Regions from separate parts of the Mus musculus genome. Here regions 1, 2 and 3 are each linked to region 4. A link is a contact called in ENCODE POLR2A ChIA-PET data. All regions are on one chromosome and are shown on one strand. The core of a region is the stretch at or near the end of the contact, and the rest is flanking DNA. Distances in the headings are between cores, read along the strand shown. Region 1 holds the start of Aip (aryl-hydrocarbon receptor-interacting protein). Region 2 holds the start of Cdk2ap2 (CDK2-associated protein 2). Region 3 holds the start of Gstp2 (glutathione S-transferase, pi 2). Region 4 holds the start of Ndufs8 (NADH:ubiquinone oxidoreductase core subunit S8).

Evidence for each region. ChIA-PET counts read pairs that join two places held with the same protein, here RNA polymerase II (POLR2A).
Region 1: POLR2A ChIA-PET joins it to region 4 with 10 read pairs in embryonic stem cell. The contact joins the promoter of Aip here to the promoter of Ndufs8 in region 4. POLR2A ChIA-PET finds 5 or more read pairs at or near these places in 2 of 5 experiments (Patski and embryonic stem cell).
Region 2: POLR2A ChIA-PET joins it to region 4 with 15 read pairs in embryonic stem cell. The contact joins the promoter of Cdk2ap2 here to the promoter of Ndufs8 in region 4. POLR2A ChIA-PET finds 5 or more read pairs at or near these places in 3 of 5 experiments (Patski and embryonic stem cell).
Region 3: POLR2A ChIA-PET joins it to region 4 with 11 read pairs in embryonic stem cell. The contact joins the promoter of Gstp2 here to the promoter of Ndufs8 in region 4. POLR2A ChIA-PET finds 5 or more read pairs at or near these places in 3 of 5 experiments (Patski and embryonic stem cell).

The regions. Positions count from the first base shown.
Region 1 is chr19:4,120,130-4,122,884 of GRCm38, forward strand. It overlaps Aip (aryl-hydrocarbon receptor-interacting protein), which reads right to left and starts at 1,446. Exons shown (of 6, transcript NM_001276284.1): 1 at 1,207-1,446. The coding sequence starts at 1,305.
Region 2 is chr19:4,096,043-4,098,945 of GRCm38, forward strand. Cdk2ap2 (CDK2-associated protein 2) reads left to right here and starts at 1,309. Exons shown (of 4, transcript NM_026373.4): 1 at 1,309-1,465; 2 at 1,775-1,875; 3 at 1,963-2,095; 4 at 2,456-2,903. The coding sequence starts at 1,384. The coding sequence ends at 2,523.
Region 3 is chr19:4,040,797-4,043,614 of GRCm38, forward strand. It overlaps Gstp2 (glutathione S-transferase, pi 2), which reads right to left and starts at 1,425. Exons shown (of 7, transcript NM_181796.2): 1 at 1,369-1,425; 2 at 1,107-1,142; 3 at 788-894; 4 at 602-689; 5 at 186-289; 6 at 1-19. The coding sequence starts at 1,369.
Region 4 is chr19:3,911,341-3,914,040 of GRCm38, forward strand. Ndufs8 (NADH:ubiquinone oxidoreductase core subunit S8) reads right to left here and starts at 1,434. Exons shown (of 7, transcript NM_001271443.1): 1 at 1,370-1,434; 2 at 349-406; 3 at 226-276. The coding sequence starts at 406. It overlaps Aldh3b1 (aldehyde dehydrogenase 3 family, member B1), which reads right to left. Exons shown (of 10, transcript NM_026316.3): 10 at 2,151-2,700. The coding sequence ends at 2,554.

The DNA.
Region 1 (2,755 bases), core at 196-2,695, 210 kb after region 4:
CCTGGTGGTGTTACACTTATTTCTGTATTTGGGGGCTCACATGTGACATCATGCTTGTATGAGGTCAGAGGACAACCTGCAGAAGTCACTTCTCTCCTTCTACCATCTGGGTCCTGGGGATCTGACCCAGGCCATCAGGTTGGCAGCAAGCACTCTATCCACTAAGCCACCTCACCAGCAGAAGACGGTCCCCCCTCCTGAGCCCCAGTGATTGTTTAATCCTGCCTGCTTCTATTTACCACGTGCCCCTGCTCACAGATTAGTCTTATATTAGTTTATCCTAAGCTTTTCCATCTAGCATCCCTCTTGCCAGGCTCCTTCCAAAGCCTGTTCTCTATCTCCATCTCTCTAATTTTAAGACAGGGTCTCATTGAGTGTCCTGAGCTGGCCTTGAACTCATGCTGTAGCCCAGCTTCACCAGCGGCTGAGACTGTAGGCATGGGCCACCAGGCCCAGCTTGTAGATCCCCTTTTCAAGCACAGCTGATCACTACCACCACATGCCTGCCCTCTGCTCTCAGCATTTACCCCTCACCACATCAGACTAGACTCTCTGCCTGCTGGCTTAACACCACTGGCCAGAGGGCATACATTCATTCACAGAATTCTTGCTTTTGGCTTCACTGGTATCAGCTCCACAACTGTGATTAGAGATCTACAGCAACAAAGCAGGGGAACCTAGAGGTATGGAGTGCCTTAGGGAGGGGCACCTGAACTTGGTGCCCAGATATAAAAGCAATGCTACCATCTATCAGAACGCTGACATAGGAGTTTGGTCTGGAAAACTGGATCTCTGGGACTCTGTGTTTTTTTTAGTTCCAGGACCTCAGTTTCCCTATGTAAACAATGAGAATTGTCCTAGATGGTTTCAGAAGGCCCCTTTACTCAAAACTGCATGAGCTTTGAACCTTCAGGTACGGGTATCAGCACTGAGGTCACACCCACACCAAACCATTTTGAGATGACTGACACCCACCCCTGTCCAATGCAGTCCTAAAGCAAAGCCAAGGGGCGGAGTAGACATATCTGAATTAACTCCCACTTAAATCCAGACCAATCAGCGTCGAGCTCGGCATGTGAGAGGTAGCCTGACTGGCAGCTGCTCTCTGGGCATGCGCAACCTCTCACCTACGGCCTCCTCCCGCCTCGCATGCGCACCGCGCTTCAGAAGAGACGCTGGGAAAGTGGGGAGAGGATGGACACAAACCTTAGTGCCATCCTGAAAGTCCGGCAACTCTCCTCGGCCCTCCTGTATCACACGCTTTTGGATCCCGTCCTCTCGAAGTCTTGCGATGAGATCCGCCATCCTCCTTCCCCGCTGCTCCCTTTCGGCAACTTCCGGACTCGCTCGGTAGCTTCCGGACCTGTTTCGGCAACTCCTAGCGCCTCGGCAGCTTCTGAGCAAGCGCCATTTTGACTGAGGGCAGAAGCCAAAAAAGGGAGGGAATGAAGAAAAGAGCCGTGATTGGTTCCTAATGCTACGGCTTTAACGCGGCACTGGGGGCGGAGCCTGAGCCTGCTTAGGGGCGGGCCTTTGGTTGTCCCTCCCCTGCCAGTTGTGCTTAGTTGGCTTTATAGGGGTTGCAGCTCTCCTAGCTGTGTGCCACTCCATTTAAGTTGTAGATGCCCTATTATCGGCACTTCAGTTAGAAAAATGAAAAACGAAAAACACCGCTTCACCTGTGTATTCCCTTTGGGCCTTTTTTGTTTTGCTTTGTTTTGTTTTTTAGAGGCAGGGTTTCTCTGTGTAGCCCTGGCTGTCCTGGAACTCACTTTGTAGACCAGGCTGGCCTCAAACTCAGAAATCCGCCTGCCTCTGCCTCCCAAGTGCTGGGATTAAAGGCGTGCGCCACCACCGCCCGGCCCCTTTGGCCCTTTTATTTTGCATACTTTAGCATAAGTTATAACATCTAGATTCTGGACTCTAGATTCACTTGTCTTAAGAAAAAAAAGGAAGGAAACCCGGTGTGGTGACACATACTTCTCTGTAGTGTCTTCATCCCTTATATCATAACCAGGAAGATTATTTTCTTTCCCCTGAGCCCCAAGTCACATACTCTGACTGCTTCACTTTCCAGCAAAAAGTCTTGAGGGGCTGGAGAGATGGCTCAGCAGTTAAGGGCACTGACTGCTCTTCCAGAGATCATGAGTTCAAATCCCAGCAACCACATGGTGGCTCACAACCATCTGTAATGAGATCTGATGCCCACTTCTGGTGTGTCTGAAGATAGCTACAGTGTACTTATATAATAAATAAATAAATAAATCTTAAAAAAAAAAAGTCCTCAGAGAGGGGACTTTCTGAAGGGAAGAGGAAACATGCTTGGGTTTGTTTTCTATCAACACAGAGAGCTTACAGGCGAGCTAAGTAGTCTGCTGTACTCATCTTGCAGAAAGTACAACAGAAGGAAAGCTGACCGATATGGCTGATAAGTATACACCAGAGCATGAAAGATGTAGATAGATAAAAATAATAACATATTATCCAGGTTGTTGTGGTACACGCCTTTAACCCCAGCACTTGGGAGGCAAAGGCAGGTGGATCTCTGAGTTCAAGTTCAGATTGGCCTACAGAGGGAGTTCCAAGACAGCAAGAGAAACCCTGTCTTGAAAAACTAATGATAACAACAATAACAACAACAATAATAATAAATAAAATGTTAAGCTAGGGACTGAGAGTGTAGCTCAGTGTTGGAACATTTGCCTAGCATTTGAGAGGTCCTGGGTTCTTTCTCTAGCATACACACACACACAAA
Region 2 (2,903 bases), core at 59-2,558, 180 kb after region 4:
GCACTTTATGTAAATGCTTAGAATTCTAACCTGGGTCCTCTGGAGGAGCAGCCTGTCCTCTTACCTGCTAAGCCATCTCTGCAGTCGCTTTTTTAAAAAGTGAGTTGAGGGCTAAAGCAGCAGTTCTGCAGACATATATGCAGACAAAACACTCGTATACATAAAATAGTTTTATTTTAATTTTAAAGTGAATTGATTTCAAGGAAATAGGAACTAGATGGCCAGACCCAGGTGGGAGTTTCATTAATGACGTCAGAACAATAATCAACCATGCTTCAACCCATATGGGGCTGGCTCTCATCTCTATTTCTCTACCCACTTCCAAGTTTACTTTCCAGGTATTACTGTCTTCATGTTTCATGAGAAAACGGAAACCTATTAGGGCAAGAAACTGGCGTGTGACTGTAATCCTTTAGCATTTCCGAGACAAGAGCATCAGGAATTCAAGGTCACCCTCCCCTACCCGGAGAGTTCGAGTTCTGACTGGGCTACTTGAGACCTTGTCTCAATCTCATCCCACCCGCCAAAAAGAGTCCAGGAGGAAACCATTAATGAGGTGTTGAGATTCCAGCCAAGGGTCTTGACCAGGGTCCTGACTTGACCTAACGCAATTCTTGATCTATGATGCTCTATCATTGTCTGTGGAGAGAGTAGGGGACTTAGGGTTCAGTGTCGAGCAGCGTCGTTGGCTGCCTTGGACCCACCTGCCTAGACCGAAGATTCAAACCAATCCAGAGAAGGAGCTTGGTAATGACTTTGGTGAGGGAACCGTTGCCATGGGAACAAATACAGGCCTGAGGCGCGCACATGCGCACAGCCGAAGGGGGGGGGACACGGAACCAGTGAAAGGTGACGTAAAACGCTCGGGGTAGGGCGGAGTGCTCACACTGTGGGAGCCGTGGCCTTGGGAGTTCTGAGCGGAGGGAAGTCGCGAAGCGGTGAGGACGAAGTGTGTTCGGCGGCCCGCCACACACCACCGGAGCAAACCGCGGGGACCAGACTGGCCCGCTGCCGAGGCCCCGCCTCTTGGACCTCGGGACTAATCGGATTGAAAGCGCGCCGGCCCCGGGCCCCGAACTCGCCAATTGAGGAGGACGACTGTCACCGCCCAATCCGGGGCAGACAGGTGCGAGGTCCGGAAGGTGGAGGCCAATCGGCAGCGGTTGCGCCCTGCGGGGGCAAGATTCAGCCAATGAGGAGGCTCGAGTGACAGCTGAGCGCGCCAATCGAGAGTGAGGACCGATCGTGCCCGCCCACCCTTCCGGCCGGAGCTCTATTTACCAGGGGCGTGCAGCTCGCTTGCCAATCAGAGTGCGGCTGAGCTGCCGGACAGCCAACCCCAGAGGAGCGGCCGGCTGGCGGCCGCCGCACTGAGGAGTTGGGATGTCCTACAAACCTATCGCGCCCGCCCCCAGCAGTACCCCGGGCTCCAGCACCCCCGGGCCAGGCACCCCGGTCCCTACAGGTGAGGCTCCAACTCCATCCTTGTTCGCCTTGTCCGGGCAGTCGAGGTCTTGGAGAGAAACCGCTCGAGTTTTGCAATCCGGGGCCTGCTAGACGAGCCTGGCTCAGCCTCAGTTTGCTGGCCTGAGAAGTGGGCGTGGTCACGTAGAGCTTGTAGGTGGAGCGCAGGGGGGAGGAGTGTGTCTCCGAAGTTGTTCAGAGTGGAATGAAGAAGCATGCCGTTGGAGGTTAGTCAAGGGAACAGTCCTGGGCTTGGAAATCTGTGACGAGGCCCTTGTCACACTCTGACCTCTTGCTGGTGTCGTTGCAGCCGGGAGTGTCCCATCGCCATCGGGCTCAGTGCCAGGAGCTGCCGCACCTTTCAGACCGCTGTTTAACGACTTTGGTCCGCCCTCCATGGGGTATGTACAGGTGAGTGTGGCCAAGAGCTTGCTTATGGCTGAGGACAGGAGATCCCCTCGGGGTCTGAGATCACGTCTGTATTTTCTTTTGACACAGGCGATGAAGCCACCTGGTTCCCAGGGCTCTCAGAGCACCTACACGGACCTGCTGTCTGTCATAGAGGAGATGGGCAAAGAGATCCGGCCCACCTATGCTGGTAGCAAGAGTGCCATGGAGCGCCTGAAGAGAGGTAAGTGAAGCCACAGGCCTGCCCTTGCTCTGCCCAGGACACAGACACTGAACTTTAAGACAGTTCAGTAAGGATGGAGGATATCTAGAGTCAGGACAGGACATTTGGGCCAGCCTCGATTGGAACAGAACGTGTACCTAAGGAGGGGTTTTAAATGAACTTTTCCATTTTCAAATGAGTCTGTTTCCAAGAAGGTGCCTGGGAACTCGGATTAGCCAACCCTTAATCCCATCCATCCTCATTAGATTAGAGGTGCTCTTGCTGAACCATGGAGCGGTGGGGGAGTGTCTGCTCTGAAGGGTGGCTGTGGACTGTTTCTGGGGCCCTGTTTATTACTTCCCCATCCTCACCGCACCCCAGGCATCATCCACGCTCGGGCACTAGTCAGAGAGTGCTTGGCAGAGACAGAACGCAATGCCCGCACGTAACAGGAAGCACCTTGACCTCCTCGCCGGGACCTTTCTGGCCACTGCAGAGCGCCTGCTTCTCCCTGGCCTTCGCGCCCCAAGTTGCTTCCTATCCTGGGCTTCCTGTCCTGTGTCCCTTAGTGGGCACCCTCCAGGAACCAGGTAGCAGATCTTCGTCCAGTTGGCTGTACAAACTGGTCTCCTCCCTCTGTGGGAGTGCTGGGAGGCCACTGGGAGTCCCTTCCATGACCTGCTCACAGTGCTGATCTGACGGGAGCTTGCTCCTCTCTGTGGCCCCACCACACAGCACTTACTCCTTAACTCTTAGCCCAGGCCACCTCCTGCCTCTTCAACAGGAGTGCAGAAGACCTTCCTGCCTCATCTCTGGGGCCACAGCCGAC
Region 3 (2,818 bases), core at 175-2,674, 130 kb after region 4:
AGTCATTCTTACCATTCTCCTGCCAGGGAGACACCCAAAGATGTACCATCCTCCCACTGTCACAGTGCCCTGGGCACTGGACTCCTGCTGCCCTGTAATGAATTCCAGATATACCCCCCCCCCCAGGGACATGGCCTACCACTACCTACTTCCTGGGCTACCCTACCCCCCAGATTCAGGCTCACATAGTTTCTGTAGATCATGGTGCCATATTTGCCGCGAAGGTCCTCCACCCCATCATTCACCATATCCACCTGGGCGGCCTCCCTCTGGTTTTTCCCATAAAGCCCTGCGGGTTGGGAGAGACAGCATGACTGATCCCTGATTTCCTCAGGTATGTGGCTGTTGGTAGGTCGCAGTCTTGGGGGAGGGGATATGGGTAGTCATGTGAGACCTGAGCTCATGAAAGGCAACAGGAAGCCATGGCAGGCAGACCACAGATGCAGCCTGAACAAGGATAATCTCTGTGTGTCCCTGTTTTGCTCTGTCAACTCAAAACTAAAAAGGGAGTGGCCAGCTGGGCAGATACCCCCTGAAACAATAACTGATACCCCCCCCACCACCCTGCCCACCAGCTGGACCACCTGGGTTCAGGACTTACCCAAAGAGCGGCCAAGGTGTCTCAAGATGGCATTAGATTGGTAAAGGGTGAGGTCTCCATCCTCAAACTTGGGGAGCTGCCCATACAGCTGGAGGGAGGAACAAGAACCTTGGTGATGCTGCTGCCTCCCAGTCACAGCCCTCCTAAGGCCCTACCTCTGCCCCCTCCACTACGGGTGTCACTCACACAAGTGGGCTTGAGCAAGCCTTGCATCCAGGTATCTATGGTAACCACCTCCTCCTTCCAGCTCTGGCCCTGGTCAGCCAGCAGCATGCGCATGGCCTCACACCGCCCTGTATGGAGTCAGGGTAAGGATTTGGGGGATAGTGTAAAGGCCCAGCCTCAAAGCAATTTCGAGTACAAGGACTGACTGGCCATGGTGAGGGAAGTAGAGCCTTGCAACCAGGAGGATTAATGATGAATTGCAATTTCTCCATGGCAGATAGGAATGGTGGGCTGCAACCCCTACCCCAGACCTCCCCTTCCTGCAGTCATTAGCTCCTACCTGGACTTGGGAAGTAGACAATGGTGTACGGCGGCACTGGGGGACAGGAGAAGAATGTTAGGTAGAAGAAGGGGAATGATTAGGGTTCAGTGTGGTGCACTTTCCCGCTCCATCTCCCGGGTCCCTTTTCTGATTTGTTCCCCACACCCCGTCCCAGGCTCCTGGTGCAAAATGCCCGGTGCAGAGAGCTCAGTCCAGAGCGAGCCCTGGCCCCGACAGCTGCAAGCTGGTAGTTCGGGGAAGCTTCAGGGCGTGGACTCACTGGCTGCTGTGCAGAGAGAAGTGGGGATCAAGTGCTGAATAGTCAGAGAGGTGTCTCAGGGATGGAAGCAAACACAGGCCCCAGGACAGCCAGCCTTATAAGGGGCATTGCGCTCCGCCCCGGATGCCGCCCCGGATGCTGACTCAACACGTTGGAGAGAATAGCCGGTATTGGATCTCTGCAGCTCCCGCCTCCTGCCCGAGACACTAGCATGTGACCCGAGTCGGCCACAGTGCTGGGTTCATTTTTGAGTCCTGCTCCGAGAAGGGTGTGTCCAGCTCCCTTCCACTTTGTGCTGGAGCTGGACAGCTTTCTGCAGCATGTGCAACTCTGTCAGCCTTCTGCCTATCCCCATCTACCAACCTCTCTAGTAGATTCCGTTAGTGGCCATCCTTAACTCACCAACTTCTTTCTCCTGCCCAAAGAGCTTCGTTTGCTCCTTTGACCTTCGCTAGGAATAGCCAGAAAACTGCGCTTTTGTGTTCTTTATGTCAGAGATCTGAGGAGCTTCAAAAAGCGAAGAAAAATCAAGTGAAGAGACAAAGTTGCAGTTGTATGTCAAAAACCTTAGTTGGTGGTTCCTCGCCTTTCTGACATGGACTCTAGTTCTTCAGCCCTTCAAAAATAACAGCTGGAGAGATGGCCCCGATGTTCAAGGCATTTCCAGATCTTACACAGGACCCAAGTTCAGTTCCCAGAACTCAGCCAGGTAGCTCACAACTGGCTTGAACTCTGGAGCCAGATCTGACACTTGGGGCTTACTTGGGGACTGCACTCATTTGCACAAACAGAGACACATAATTTTTAAAAATAAAAAAAATAATAACAAAATAAACACCTGTCCCTAAAGGCTACCACACACAACCTCACTGTTACACACACCCAAGTGTGTGAGCCCACAACTGAGAGGGAGGGAGAGAGAGAGAGAGAGAGAGAACATCATATCACATCACATCACACTCTTCAGTCATGCCCTCTGGTGTTGAGGGGGCAGCTATGTCTTCCCTCAGGCTGGCTAAGGGCTGTTTCTTTCTTCAGTCTCCCCTTCCTTCCTTGCTTCTCCCTTCTCTGTGTCTCCCTGGGTAATGGGGATTTGGACTATTCAAGCAGTTGTAGGTAGCTACACCTGTGTCTCACTCTTTCCTCCCGCAGCCTGCCTGTCCTAGCTGGTGTCTGGTTCTTTTTTTTTTTTTTTTTTTTAAAGATTTATTTATTATATGTAAGTACACTGAAGCTGTCTTCAGACACTCCAGAAGAGGGCGCCAGATCTCGTTACGGATGGTTGTGAGCCACCATGTGGTTGCTGGGATTTGAACTCCTGACCTTCGGAAGAGCAGTCGGGTGCTCTTACCCACTGAGCCATCTCACCAGCCCTGGTGTCTGGTTCTTTTTCTTTATTTTCTTTCTTTCTTTCTTTCTTTCTTTCTTTCTTTCTTGTTCTTTTTTTTCA
Region 4 (2,700 bases), core at 184-2,683:
GACCTAGGTCCTCCTAGTGGGTCCTGATAACCTAGCAGCTCTTTCCTGTCACATGCCTCCCGCCTTTGATGGTACTACAGTGACTGAGTCACAGTCTCTCTTGATCGCTACCTTCATTTTCAGAGTGGAAACTAGAGCTCACAGAGGGTCCCTAGCAAAGCAATTTCCCGGGCCTTGGGTGTGACGACGGTCAGAAAAGCTCAAGTCAGAATATTGGCTACTCACTGTACGTTGCCGCCACTGCGCTGCTATGAAGGCTTTGTCCATTAAGATGTCCTGCAAGGAGAGAGGTGATTTCACACCAGGAAGCTCTGCTCCCCCACCCCCAGGAAAGGCCTCTAGCCCTACCTGTGCGCATGGCCTGGGCCAAGGCCCGTGGCAGCATTGATGAGCTCAGGCGATACATCTGGAACATGGAGAAGGGAAGAGAAGGGTCTAAAACTGCCCTCCTCTGAACCTCTACCTTACGCCCCATTCACTCACAATCCCACTCAAGACCAGCACCCCTAACCCTCAATCTGACCTCACTCTGCTGACTCACAGTTCCTGGGCACCCCAAGTTCCTTCTATTTCTGCAGTTCCTAAGCAACCTATTTAATCCATTTCCCCATGTCCACTCCTCATCCTCCGCTCACACCAAGGCTCCCTGACCACCACCAGTGTATTCAGGAGCCTGGATGGTTCTTCTGGTGGGTCCTCCTAGTGGGTCCTGATAACTCTGAGCCAGGCTTCATGTCAAATGTCATAGACCCTGTCATCCTGTCATGTTAAGTGATTGCTCCCAAATTACCCAATGTCATTGGAACCAGGACAGGAATCCAGGAGATACCTGCAGAAAACCCTTAAAGATTTAAATAATTACCAGGGTCAAGTTCCTCTCCTCAACCCAAGGGGCTCCTGGAACTCTCCCCAACCTGCAGAGTGACCTTGGGCAAATGATGTCCCCTGGCCTCAGTTTCTGGATTACAATGTAGGAAGAGGGGTCCCGAAAATTAGGGATGTATGCAAACAAGGGGATTTTGACCAAGAGTCTGGCAGATCACCAACGCTCTAGCGCCCTCTTGTGACCTTTGACCTGTAGGGGTCGGCCAATTCTTGACCCCAAGCAATCCTGGATCCAACCTACCACTTTCTCTCAGACCTTCCCCTTGACCTCTGACCCTATGAACGCAGAAGGCAGCCGGCGAGGCAGCGCATGCGCCTGAGGGTGCAGGCTTTCCGGTCCGCAGCTCGGGAAGGACGCACAAGCCGCGGGTCCCGAGCCGAAGCGCTAGATCCCAGACTTCATAAGGTCAGCGGTGACACCCCGTTCAACCCTGTCGTTGCGTCACCCAGACCCTGTCTTCGCCGCCTTGCCCTGGCCACCCACCTTGAAGTGCTGCGGCTCCTTCCCTGGCCCAGATGCGGTTCAACCGGAAGGCGGAGCCTAAGCTCAGGATGCTGCCATTGGGCGAGCTTCTCACGCCTTTTTCCATAGTGCCCTTTCCTTCTTTGGTCTGATTGGCCTAGGGTCCTGTAGGAGGCGGGCCCAGGACTATATTTTTCTCTAATTGGCTGATGGGAGCAGATGCTTGAAGTTTTGTAGGGAGCTGCCATGTTGTATCAGAGAGGTTAATGCGCCTGACTTCCGAGATCCTGAAGGCGGGACTTCCTGACCTCGGTTTGGGACGCTGCTACAGTCCGGGGAGGCGGGAGGGGTAGGGCTCATTTGAATACTGCAAAGATGGCGACAGCGTACAAGCGCTTTAACCACTGGTCCTTGTAACGGCCGCGGGTAGCAGGACTTTTGTCAAGTCTGCCCCTAGGACTAGAGAACCATGAGGCAATCTGCATGCCTTGTATGGAGTGATCAGAAATGCTTCCTTCAGGAAGTAGTGTCTAAGCTGGCGGTGTAGAATCTGGAAGGCCAGGAAGGACATGTTGACTTAGTCAAAAACCAGGCCATGTGTAGAGACAGGATGTCAAAAATTTTGAGTTTTAGCAGGTGAGTGGCTGGAAGCGCCATCCCTTGGAGCATGGAGCTCAGACTGGTGGAATGTTTTACGGCTGAGTAAACTTGTGAGGTGAGGGGTGAGTTGTAGCTGGGGAAAGGTCTTGGACTTATCACGGAGGCAGCACCTCCACTCCAAAAAAGACAAGACACCTGTAGCTTGGAGTCAGCCCTCCTAGTTTAATACTTCCACGACGATAGGCTGTTTTGTTAAGGCTGTTTTATTTCCATTGTGCAGATAGAAAACTGAGAGTGAGAAGACCCAGACAGGCCTGGTCACAGAGTATGACCTGTGCCGATTATCACTGCTCCCTTGCAACACTATCCACGAGAGGGTGGGTAGTTCAGAAGTGCTCTGTTTTCTCGAAGATTCTATGGTCACTGCATCCCTTCCTGCCTTCCTACCCTCAGCCTATCTTATTCAAAGGTCCAAAAAGGGGAGCCCCAGGAGGCAGAGGGCTCCACCAAGAAGGGCTGAGCAGACTGCTCTGTGGCCTTGGCCCTGGCAGGCCACTTCTCTGAAGCTGTGCCCCAGGCAGGCTCCTGTACCCCAAAACCCCTGCTTACAGCAGGGTGCAGCTGCAGCACCTCTCCTCCATGGCCACCAACAACACCCTGAGGTTGCGACTGGAGTAGGGTGGGTAGCGCAAGTCATTGATTTTCTCCATTCCCGGGCTGCGCAGCAGACAGGCACGCTGGTTGGAGAAGGT